3 separate regions of the Homo sapiens genome follow, and regions 1 and 3 are each linked to region 2. Evidence: chromatin contacts called from ENCODE Hi-C or POLR2A ChIA-PET data. All regions are on one chromosome and are shown on one strand. Each heading gives the region's core, a stretch centred on a gene start or an enhancer-like site at or near the end of the contact. The rest is flanking DNA. Distances are from core to core; before and after follow the strand shown. Region 1 holds the start of LINC02939 (long intergenic non-protein coding RNA 2939). Region 2 holds the start of NUP50-DT (NUP50 divergent transcript). Region 3 holds the start of RTL6 (retrotransposon Gag like 6).

Evidence for each region. Hi-C counts contacts between places; a loop is a spot of excess contacts on that map. ChIA-PET counts read pairs that join two places held with the same protein, here RNA polymerase II (POLR2A). Pooled maps may share reads with other maps.
Region 1: a pooled map shows a loop between it and region 2 (8-fold over the local background). The contact joins the promoter of LINC02939 here to the promoter of NUP50-DT in region 2. A Hi-C loop is called at or near these places in 5 of 50 pooled maps. POLR2A ChIA-PET finds 5 or more read pairs at or near these places in 2 of 52 experiments (H1 and MCF 10A).
Region 3: a map of ascending aorta shows a loop between it and region 2 (5-fold over the local background). The contact joins the promoter of RTL6 here to the promoter of NUP50-DT in region 2. A Hi-C loop is called at or near these places in 2 of 168 maps with a recorded cell type or tissue (CD4-positive, alpha-beta memory T cell and ascending aorta) and 10 of 50 pooled maps.

Annotation. Positions count from the first base shown.
Region 1 is chr22:46,069,490-46,073,419 of GRCh38, reverse strand. It overlaps LINC02939 (long intergenic non-protein coding RNA 2939), which reads left to right and starts at 2,399. Exons shown (of 2, transcript NR_148973.1): 1 at 2,399-2,781. The region is part of intron 1 of LOC124905135 (collagen alpha-1(III) chain-like); the gene reads right to left. RefSeq lists enhancers at 377-929, 930-1,484 and silencers at 1,078-1,157, 1,328-1,417, 1,498-1,707, 1,838-1,917, 1,978-2,757.
Region 2 is chr22:45,162,049-45,165,842 of GRCh38, reverse strand. NUP50-DT (NUP50 divergent transcript) reads left to right here and starts at 2,062. Exons shown (of 3, transcript NR_038956.1): 1 at 2,062-2,266. It overlaps NUP50 (nucleoporin 50), which reads right to left and starts at 1,918. Exons shown (of 8, transcript NM_007172.4): 1 at 1,547-1,918. RefSeq lists silencers at 1,147-1,326, 1,357-1,586, 2,357-2,406 and an enhancer at 1,467-1,989.
Region 3 is chr22:44,496,407-44,499,784 of GRCh38, reverse strand. It overlaps RTL6 (retrotransposon Gag like 6), which reads left to right and starts at 1,552. Exons shown (of 2, transcript NM_032287.3): 1 at 1,552-1,741; 2 at 1,974-3,378. The coding sequence starts at 2,229. The coding sequence ends at 2,948. RefSeq lists silencers at 1,342-1,401, 1,492-1,621 and an enhancer at 2,881-3,378.

The sequences.
Region 1 (3,930 bases), core at 1,150-3,649, 910 kb before region 2:
ATTGCTGGCCTGCAGGCTGCCTCGGCTTTTGAAACCCACCTTTGAAAAAAATTAATCTCCACGTTACCTTGAAACCCTATAATCATTGCACGCAAGCATTCCTTCACCCCTTTCTTGCTCCTCACAAACTCCCCAGGACCACTGGCTGGGCCTGTGTGAGGCACCTATAAAGGGGCATTTTACCACAAAAAGTTACGAATTGTTTTTCGTTTTACACCACCGTAAACAGCAGCTTTCACACAAGGGCCTTTCACTGAACCGGCCCAAATGCCGCCAACGCCGAACCGAGGATCCCCCCTCAAATCAGCTGTCCCCAAGTGTCCGACCAGGGGGAAAAAATCAGCAGCGTGGGTTTAGGAAGTAAATGAAATATTTCAATCTTCCAAGAAAGAGTTGTAGCTTCCCAATAACCTTTCCAAACACATCTCACCAAAAAAAAAAAAAAAAAAAAAAATCTAAAAACAGATGTTTTTTCTTTTCTTCCCATTGTGTTTAAGATGTCTGCTAACGCTTATTTTATGTGTTCAACAAGATTCTCTCTGGCAAATAGCCTGCACACCTGAGATTAGAAGCTGTGCTTCACAAATTCCAAGATCCAGATTAATGCCGAGTGGAGTTCTTGCAAGCTGGTGCGGCTTCAGGTTCAAGAGCAACCTCCTCGGTGCGTTCCCTGGTCTGTGGAAGGCCTGCCCTACGGAAGGGTCCCTCTTAGAGATCCCTTCATTAATATTTAAATACTCACTAAGCAGCGAAAGTGAGAAATGCACTTACCGTCCTCAGGAGTCGCCGTGAACCCGATCGTGACCTGGGGCGCACAGGTCGACAGCCCTGCCCTTGCGGGAGGACCGTGCCTGGCCGCCGCCGGCGCCGCGCTCGCGTGCCCAGAGCTGCACAGGCCCTCAGCTAGCGGTCTGAGTCCTGGGTTCCAAACGCTCACCCTCTTCCCGCGTCGAAGCGGCGGACGGCAGAGCGGTGCCAGTTCCCGCAACTCTTCGCAGGGTGGGACGGCTCTGGACTGCCGCGGGCGAAGCGCACGGCCCAGGCCCCACTTCCCCGGCCCCGCGCCGCGTCTCTCCTTGCCTTCGGGCTCCGGCTTCCCTGCGCTTAGCGACCCGACTGCGCCACAGAGTGGCCCGCAGGACCCGGTCACGGCGTCCGCGCGCCGCAAGGGACCTTTGTCCCAGACGAAAACGAAAGCGCGCCGGCCCCGGGACGCCCACGCCCTGCCGCGGAGAGCCCGGCCGGCGCGCCCCGCGACTTTCTCCAAGTTCACGTGCATTCCGGGGCGGGCGTCGCGAGCCAGGACTTGCAGGGCCGGGCCGTCGGGCGGGCGGTGGGTTGCAGGCGGGCTTGGGGACAGCCCGGCGGGGCGGGCCGGGGCACAATGGGCGCCGCCGGACGGGCGGGCGCGGGGACAGCGTGGGCCCGGCCGCCGCGCGGCCGCTCGTCTGGCGCTGCCCGGGCGCCGAATGCGGCGGCGGCTTGGCACAGACGCGCCGCGCGCCCGGTGCATGCTAATGGCCGGCGGCCGCGCCATGAATTATTCAGCAGCGGCGCGGAGAGGGCGAGCGCGGCGCGGAGGGCGACCCGGGCCGCGCGTCCCCCGCCGCTGCGAAGCCGCTGCGGCGACTTCCCAAACTTTCCCGGGTCGGCACCGAGGATGCGGCCCCCGCGGCGCCGCCGTCCCCGCCCGAGCGCGCCGGCCGCGCTTCCCCCGTTGCCGCCTATTTTATGTCTTTTGTCTCGGAGTTGGCACCTGTCCCAGAGAGCGCGTTTCCCTGCCCACCCCTTCGCCGCCGGATCGGAGCGGGGGAGGGAGTACGGGGAACCCAGGGAGGAGGGGACGGGGAAAGCAAGGCGCCTGCGGGCCCCGCAGCCCGCGGAGACCGCCCGAGAGCGGCGGCGGTGCCCGCGCGCCCGGGCACCCCTGTTCTGCGGGGAGGTCGCGGATGCAACCGCGCCCGGAATACCAACGAGGCCCCCCGCGGCCCCCGCCGTGCCCGCTGCGGGTGAAGACCGGGCGCCGCCCCTCCTGGGTTCCCCCTTCCACCGCCCCCCACCCCGGGACGGCGCGCGCGGGCGGGGCGGGCGGTGCGAGCAGCGGATTCGCCGCCCGGGCCCCGCGCCTCGCCCCGCAGCCCCGCGTGCGCGTCCCCGCGGGCACGCCGCCCCGGGCGCTCCCCTCCAGCGCGCCCCCGCCCCGCGGCCCCTCCCGCCGCCCGCCCCGGGCAAGGGCACCGCGTCGCGGAGACCCAGCGGCCTTCCGTTTCGCGCCCCGGGGCCCGCGCGGCCGAGGCGGGCGGGCGGGCGCGAGCTCCCGGCCCGGCCCGCCCCCGCCGCCCTGGCACCGAGGCGGCTGCTGGGGCGCGCTCGGCGGCTGCGCTCCAAGGCGCCGGCTGCCATGATTGCGGGCAGCGGGACGCGCGCGCACGCTCGGGCCCGGCTCTGGGACCCCTGGCTGACCGACGGTCCCTGCAGTCCCCGCAACCTGGTGCCCGCAGCCCCGAGCGCGCCGCGGACAGCGGTCAGGCTCTCCAGGCTCGTCCCCGCGGGGAACAGTGTGCGCTGCGGAGCTCTCGACGCGGCCCCGGGACAGCGCTCGGGGCCGACGGTGGCAGCGGGCTTCCCCCAGGGCGGAGCGCGCGCACGGGCAACCCCGCGGCGGCTTCCAGGACACCGCCGGCCCCGCGGAGCAAGGGGTGCCCAGAGGGGTGGGAGTCCGGACTCGGCACACGGGAGCCGGCCGGCGGAGGCAGGGGTCAGCGCACAGTGCCGGGAGATGTAAGAGGGGCGCGCAAGGTGCCTGGAGGAGTTGGGTTGGGGGGTGGTTCACGGTGCCCGGGGAGGCGTGGGATGGGCAGGGGCGCGGTGCCTGGAGCCGCTGCCCAGCTCCGAGCGCGCTCTCTTCCTTCCCGGTGGCAACAACTTCCTGCTTCCCCGACTCAGGGCACAGGAGCTTCGGGGAGAAGTTCAAGGCCACAGCTTTGCTCTCTCGGAGCCCGATGGCGACACTGCTGGCCCCGGGCCACACGGTTCCCTCCCAGGCCCTCCCGGTGGTTGAGACCGGCCGGCCTCTAGGGTCCGGACACGGGTTAGAATGCCAAGGAGGCCGCGGCGTCTTTTCCCGCCCGCTCCACAGAGGCGCCTGAGTGGTTCCCAAACCGCAGAGGGGCCGGCCTGGGCCTCCGGCTCTCGGGGACGCACGCGGACACAGAGTCACTATTCGCAGACCCCGTCCCCCTGCCCGAGCATGCCCTGGCCCAGAGCCGCATGGAGCTGATGTCCCCAGACGCCTGCGACGGCCCTTTGGCGGCCAGGGCCCGAGAGAAACAAGGCCTCCCGGGTCCCAACCCAATGTCTGTCTGTGCCTGTCTCCCCCCAACCCCCCGCCGCCGGCCTTGGCATTCTAACCAGTGTCCCTTGACGTCACATCTCGCCATTTCTGCCAACCAATTGAAACTTGCCCGTTGTCATAAAAATATATATACTTTTTATGCCATTGGTAAATTCAAAAGTTCCTCGTGTGCCCTGCTTCCCAGGAAACTTCATTTCACATTGGATTAGACTGCCCAGGAGGGCAACGCTGGGCTGGGGCAGCCGGGCAACTCTGCCAGGGCCTCGCTGCCCACTGAGCTGCCTTCCACAGCTCGCTAGACCCCCATGATTGTGGCTGTGAATTGTGCCAGCCACCCTGATAAACACACCACTGCCTCCACCCCATGACACACGGAATTTGGGGGGAGGGAAGGAAGAACTCAGGGTATGTTAAGAAACCTTCCCAATTGCTTTCCTGGGAGTTGGGGCGGTGGGGACTGGAATCTTACTACAGCATCTTCTTTTTAGAAGCTGAAAGAACTTTAGGGATAGCTTTATTATTTTTTTTTCTATGGGAAAACTCAGTTTTAGAAAATGGAGTAGAAATGTTTTCCA
Region 2 (3,794 bases), core at 813-3,312:
AAAGTTAAGATAAACAAAGACTGGCTTAGAACAGTGCCTGGAGCAGAGGAAGGGCTTAATAAATTATTAAAGAAACAAGTTTTATTAGAAGCAAAGGCTATAAACTATCATTTTCCCTCCAAAACGTAAAAGTTGTAGCATGGAAGAAGAATAACTTGGATTACAAACCAGATTTTTACAAATATTTTACCAAATCCCTATTTTATTTCAAAGCATGACACTTCAGACAATACATTTTACTTTTATGCTAGAAGTGGGGGGGAGAAAAAACCCTCTGTAAAATATTCAGAACAAGGCCTGGCACCTGGAGTCTTATGTCTAGCTACTGTTATGAAGAACTTAAGGGAGGCGGAAGGATCTCTTGAAGCCAGGAGTTGGAAACCAACTTGGTCTCTACGAAAATAAAGATGGACATAGATTAGATGAATAGAAATAAAAAATTAGCCGAGCGTAGTGGCGCACGCCTGTGGTCCCAGCTACTTGGAAAGCTGAGGCAGGAGAATCACTTGAGCCCAGGAGCTTCAGGCTACACAGTGAGCTACCACTACACTGAGGCCTGGTGACAAAGCAAGACCCAGTCTCAATCAAACAATCAATAAAAGGGAATTTAAAAAACGTTTGCGTTTGTGGGTAAAAAACCAAATTAGACATGATTTCTAGGTATGAAGCAACGTGGTGGGAGACTGAAAGTCTAGGTAAACTGGAAAAAAACATTATTTGTGCCTGATATAGTTATGTGGTCTCTGGCATCTGGTGTAGCTCTGCCCTTGGAAAGCTCAACTTGTCAACATCACCTTAAAACGAAAACACAGATTTGGCTACACTTAATAGTGAAGTGCCTTGTTGGAGGAAAACAACAAGGGGGCCAAGTAAGGAGACAGAAATACCTAATCTCCAAGCTGGTTCTTAATGGAACCGAGCAAATGGGTGATGAATAACCCGGGAACGCAGTAAGACAGGCCAGAGAGGTAATGCGCCCAAGAGAAGAGAGACGAGGGGCGGCCAGGGGGAGAGGAAGCTCGAGAGGAATCGCTAGGAAGGAAACGGAGAAGACCACGCCAGGACAGCCCTGCCAGCCCCCTACCTCCGGCGGGGCCGCAGGGGAGAGTCTCACTCGAGTCGGACGCCGCAGCCCGGTGGGGCCCGGGCCCCGCTTCAAAAACAGCCGGGGCTGCGTCGCCGCTGTCATCCCACCCCACCCTCCACCCGTCGCTCCCCCACCGCGCGCCCCGCCCGGCCCGTGCGCCCGACCCAGGCTCCCTCCCTAGAGTCCCGACCTCTAGCCCTGTACCCCACTTCCCAGGGTCCCGTCCTCCAGCCCCTTAAGCCCCTCCCCAGGGTCTGGTCCCCCGGCCCCGCACCCCTCCCCAGGGGCCCGTCCCCCGGCGCTGAACCCGCACCTCCCTCCCCAGGGTCCAGTCCCCAGCCCTGCACTCGCACTCCCCTCCCAGGCCCGAGCCCGCTCCCGCCCTCCCGGCCCTGGGCTCTCAGCACCAGGCTCCCGCCCTCAGCCTCTTCTCCTCCCGCGCCCGCCGCCGCTCCTCACCTCCTCGGCGGCCGCCGCTGCACTCGCTGGGTCTTGGTTGCGGCGAAACCCGGGGCGCAGCGGCGCAGGGGTCTGGAGCCCGCAGGGGTCGCCGGGCTGAGCGCGCTCGGCCGCTTCCGGTGCTGCGCTGCGGAACTCAGAGGACTTAGTGCTCGGCAAGCCCAGAGACTCAAACACCATATCCCTGGGGGGGCTCCTCACGCTGTGTTCGGCAGGGAGGCGAGAGCGCCGGTTCAGCCAGAGACAGCTGGGGGAACCGCGCCGAACACGCTCCGGGCGGCCATTTTGTAACTCGAATCTACCCCCAAAACCAATTCGAAAAAAAGGGAGGAAAGAAACGCCCGCGTTCAGCTACTGCGCAAGCGCGCCGGCGCTTCCGGCAGTAGCACCTCCTTCCGCCGGCCGGGCCCCTTACGCGGCGCATGCGCCCAGCTCCCTGGAAACCGGCGCGGGGCTGAGAATGCCGGTCTCGCGCAAGCGCGCACGCGCCGACCTTGATCTCGTAGCCGGCGCCAGCAGCCGCGCTTTGGGGCGTCGGCTCACGTGGGGCCGGCAACGCGTCTTCCAGGATGTTCGCGCGCTAGTCGCCGCTGAGGGGCCGGCGATGCGCGAGGAGTTCCGGCGAGGAAGGTCGGTCAGTGGACATGGCCGAGGCCCGCGGTGTCCGCGTGTGGGAGCTGCAGGGCTGAGGAGAGGCCGCCCGCAACCCTCGGGAATCGTGTGAGGTGCCACTGGGGTCGCTTCACATCAGGAGGCCCCGTCTCGGGGGACGCGCGCAGGTGACCCTGCTGGTCGTACCTGGCCGGGGTGGCCCGGAGGGGCTGGGTCTCGGCGCCAGGAGGGGCCGTGTGGGCCGCCTGTTAAAGGACCCCTCGTTCGCTGACATTTGATTTTGCATTGGGTGCCTTCTCTTCTGTTTTTTTCAGCCAGTGAGATCCGTCCTGGGCACTCAGCTGTAGAGCAGGGGAACGAGTCCTGCGCTTTTTGCGCTGAGGTCTCCTGGCCCGTAGGCCAGGCAGCCTCTGAGCTCCTTTCTCACCAGCAGCTTGCGATCCCTCATCCCTGGCCCTGTCACTCCCAGCTGTTTCCAGTGCCGCCCTTTTTTTTTTTTTTTTTTTGAGATGGAGAGTTTAACTTGTTCGCCCAGGCTGGAGTGAAGTGGCACGATCTTGGCCTACTGCAACCTCTGCCTCCCGGATTCAAGCGATTCTCCTGCCTCAGCCTCCCGAGTAGTTGGGATTACAGTCGTGCGCCACCACGCCCGGCTAATGTTTATATTTTTAGTAGAGACGGGTTTTCACCATATTGGTCAGGCTGGTCTCGAACTCGTGACCTCAGGTGATTCCCTCCCCCCGCCCCACCACCTCAGCCTCCCAAAGTGCTGGGATTACAGGCCTGAGCCACCGTTCCCGGCCTCGAGCGCCTTCTTATAAACTGGATGGTGGTTTTTGTTTTCACCTTCAAAGTCGAATCTCCCTAGTCCGTTTATTACCAGAAAGAGGTCTCCACTCAGACCCAGCGAGAGGCTTCTTGGATGTCGCGTAGGAAAGAATTCGGGGCGAGTCCACGGACTAAAGTGAAAGCAAGTGTATTAGAGAAGTGAGAAAGCAAAAGAATGGCAGAGCAGGGCATTCCTGAAAGCGGGAGGAGGAAGGCGCCCGCCTTAGGTACAGTGCTTGTTCAAATCTAAGGTAACACAGCCAAAGAAATCTTGGGGGACATGGGCTCTACCACGAGGGCCCACGACCAAGGTTTCATGCGCGTCCGTGTGAAGAGACCACCAAACAGGATTTGTGTGAGCAACATGGCTGTTTATTTCACCTGGGTGCAGGCGGGCTGAGTCCAAAAAGACAGTCAGCGAAGGGAGATAGGGGTGGGGCCGTTTTATAGGATTTGGGAAGGTAATGGAAAATTACAGTCAAAGGGGGTTGTTCTCTGGTGGGCAGGGGTGGGGGGTCACAAGGTGCTCAGTGGGGGAGCTTCTGAGCCAGGAGAAGGAAATTCACAGGGTTAATCACTTAGTTAAGGTTGGGCAGGAACAAATCACGATGGTGGAATGTCATCAGTTAAGGTGGGGCAGGGCCTTTTCACTTCTTTTGTGATTCTTCAGTTACTTCAGGCCATCTGGGCGTATACGTACAAGTCACAGGGGATGCGATGGCTTGGCTTGGGCTCAGAGGCCTGACACAAGGATTGTTCATCTTTGTTTACTGACTTTGGCAAAGATCTATATTATCTTTAAAGCGAA
Region 3 (3,378 bases), core at 303-2,802, 670 kb after region 2:
GTGCAATGTCTGCTCACTGCAAGCTCCGCCTCCTGGGTTCACGCCATTCTCCTGGCTCAGCCTCCCAAGTAGCTGGGACTACAGGCGCCCACCACCACGCCTGGCTAATTTTTTGTATTTTTAGTAGAGACGGGGTTTCACCATGTTAGCCAGGATGGTCTCGATCTCCTGACCTCGTGATCCACCCGCCTTGGCCTCCCAAAGTGCTGGGAGTACAGACGTGAGCCATTGTGCCCGGCCGGAAACTTCCCTTTTTAAAACCATCAGATCTCTTGAGACTCACTCACTATCACAAGAAGAGTGCAGAAAAGACCTGCCCACATAATTCGATCACCTTCCACCAGGTTCCTCCCACGATGTGGGAATTGTGGGAGTTACGACTCAAGATGAGATTTGGGTGGAGACACAGCCAAACCATATCAGCCAGGTATCTTCACTCCTTGGTATTTACTCTGGGGAACCCAGCAGAGAAAAGGGTGGGGATTTATATACAAGTGTAGTTTATAAAACTTTAGCATGGTAAACAAGATAAGGATCTATCAAAAAGGGCATGGCTAAATACTTTGCGGTACAGGAGTTCCATGGACCACAGGCAATAACTGAAAATCATGCTTCTGAACTATCTTTAATAGGAAAATGCTCAAAATTCAATGTGCTGTTATGGTTACAAAATATTCATAAGGTAAAAAATATTTTGTAGAACATATCATAGAAAAATGACTGGATGGAAGTACAGAAATATTACTATCTCTACGTTACATATATATGTATTACTATTTGCTATCTTTAGGTGGAGGGAGTCTGAGTAGTATAAAGTTTTTTTTACTTCTCTTACATCAAGATTTGTTACATTAAATTTATATTCAAATCACAATAAGGGCCTGATGCAGTGGCTCACGCCTGTAATCCCAGAACTTTGGGAGGCCAAGGCAGGCGGATGCCCTGAGGTCAGGAGTTGGAGACTGGCCAGGCCAACAAGGTGAAACCCCGTCTCTACTAAAAATACAAAAATTAGCCGGGCATGGTAGCACGCGCCTGTAATCCCAGTTACTTGGGTGGCTGAGGCAGAAGAATCGCTTGAACCCGGGAGGCGGAGGTTGCAGTGACTCAGGATCGCGCCACTGCACTCCAGCCTAGGCGACAGAGCGAGACTCCGTCTCAAAAAAAAAAAAAAATAAGAAGAACAGTAAATCATCAAAAAAATAAACCCAATGACAACCACAGAAAGAGCCTTGCAAGCCCTCTTGGGAGGAATGACTGGGAGAACACCAGGTACCCGCCCTGATGAAGACGCCGCAGCAACTACAGTCTTCCCCGATTGGCAGCAGCCCGAGTTGGGGGGTGGGGGGGGGTGGGACTTTGTGCATCACTTCCGGGGGCGGGGCAGCGGTCGTCTCCGCACGCGCGGGAGCGGTCGGTATCCATGGCAACCAGCGGGGCCAGCCTAAGGCCCGCCCGCCACCGCCACCGCGCCGGCCCCGCCCGCACAAAGGCCGCGCGGTGACCCGCCCTCTGCCGCGACCCCGGCCCCGCCCCTGCCCCGGCCCCGGCCTGGCCCGGTCCCTGCACCTGCCGGAGGCCGCCCGCCGCCATCGCCAGCGCCGTCGCTTGGCTGCGCTGACCGGGAAGCAGTTCTCGGCGGTCCGCGCGGTGATTCATCGGCCTGGCCGCGTCCCCCGCGCGGGCCATCTTGGTCACGGCCGGCGGCGGACAGAGCCGCGGAGGAACCGCGAGACCCCAGGTACGCGTGCCCCCGGCCCCCTGCCCGGCCGGGCCCCGCCACTGTGGTGGCCCCCAGGCCCGCGGCCGCCAAGGAGCAGCCCCCTTTGTTCTCCCCCGGGCGGGCGCGGGGCGGGCGCCGCGGGGCTTTGTGCAGCCTCGCCACCCACGCGCGGGCCCTCCACGCCGCCCCTCACCCTCCTGCCCGCTAGTCGCAACTGAAACCTTGAAAACATCTTTTCTTAATCCTCCAGGGCCCAGAGCAGGTCCAGCCACCCGTCTGGCTCCGTAGTCCGCGAAGTCTGCAGTAAAGGAGCCGCGTGGGACCGGGGCCGAAGTCCCTAGGGCCTGGCACCGCGTGCCCCTCTCTCGGGCCCTCGGCTTGGGGGTCTCGCAGCGCCCTGCCGTCGTGCACCCCACACTGCCCCCATTTCTACAGGGGCCCACCTGGTCACCACACCCTCTTGGTCCACCCGCGGATCTCAGCGTGTGGCTGACCTCTGGCCAGCATGGTGCAGCCGCAGACGTCCAAAGCTGAAAGCCCAGCCTTGGCAGCGTCTCCGAATGCCCAGATGGATGACGTTATTGACACCCTGACCTCCCTGCGCCTCACCAACTCGGCGCTGAGGCGGGAGGCTTCCACCCTGCGGGCGGAGAAGGCCAATCTCACCAACATGCTGGAGAGCGTGATGGCAGAGCTGACCTTGTTACGCACCAGGGCGCGGATCCCGGGGGCTCTGCAGATCACCCCGCCCATCTCCTCAATTACTTCAAACGGGACTCGACCCATGACCACACCTCCAACCTCTCTGCCCGAGCCCTTTTCCGGGGACCCAGGCCGGTTGGCGGGGTTCCTGATGCAGATGGACAGATTCATGATCTTCCAGGCCTCCCGCTTCCCGGGTGAGGCCGAGCGTGTGGCCTTCCTTGTGTCTCGACTGACTGGGGAGGCGGAGAAGTGGGCTATCCCCCACATGCAACCTGACAGCCCCTTGCGCAACAACTATCAGGGGTTCCTGGCAGAGTTGCGGAGAACCTACAAGTCTCCGCTCCGGCATGCGCGGCGCGCCCAAATCAGGAAGACTTCTGCCTCTAATAGGGCTGTGCGAGAGAGGCAGATGCTCTGCCGCCAGCTGGCCTCTGCGGGCACGGGGCCTTGCCCAGTGCATCCAGCTTCCAACGGGACTAGTCCAGCGCCAGCCCTGCCTGCCCGAGCACGGAATCTTTAAGAATCCGCCAGCACTTGGTAGCGTCTGCAGCCACCCAGGTAGCATACGCTCTTTGCTGTGTAGAAGAAATGCCCATACGACAGCTTTGCCCCTGTTTGAAGACCTCCCTTCTTGCCTCTCCAGACGTGTTCCCCGAGGAGATCTTCCTTCCGTCCTTCCTGGCGCCCTGGTTGCCCACCTTGCCGTGCTTCCTCTTACGTGCTAGCTTTGTACCTATCGCTCACTGCATGCTCGCCTCCCTCTTGCTGGCATCCCGGCCTGTTTCAATGACTACCGCTCTGCTACTTAGGCACAGGGACTCCGCCGCACGCTGACGGACCACGAGGGCTGACCCCTTCCAGCCTGACTTGGTTCATGGAGGCTCCTACTCTGCCCTCTCCAAGCTCCCCTGGCGGCTCCCCACCTGGTTGCCCAGTTCCTATTGATGAGC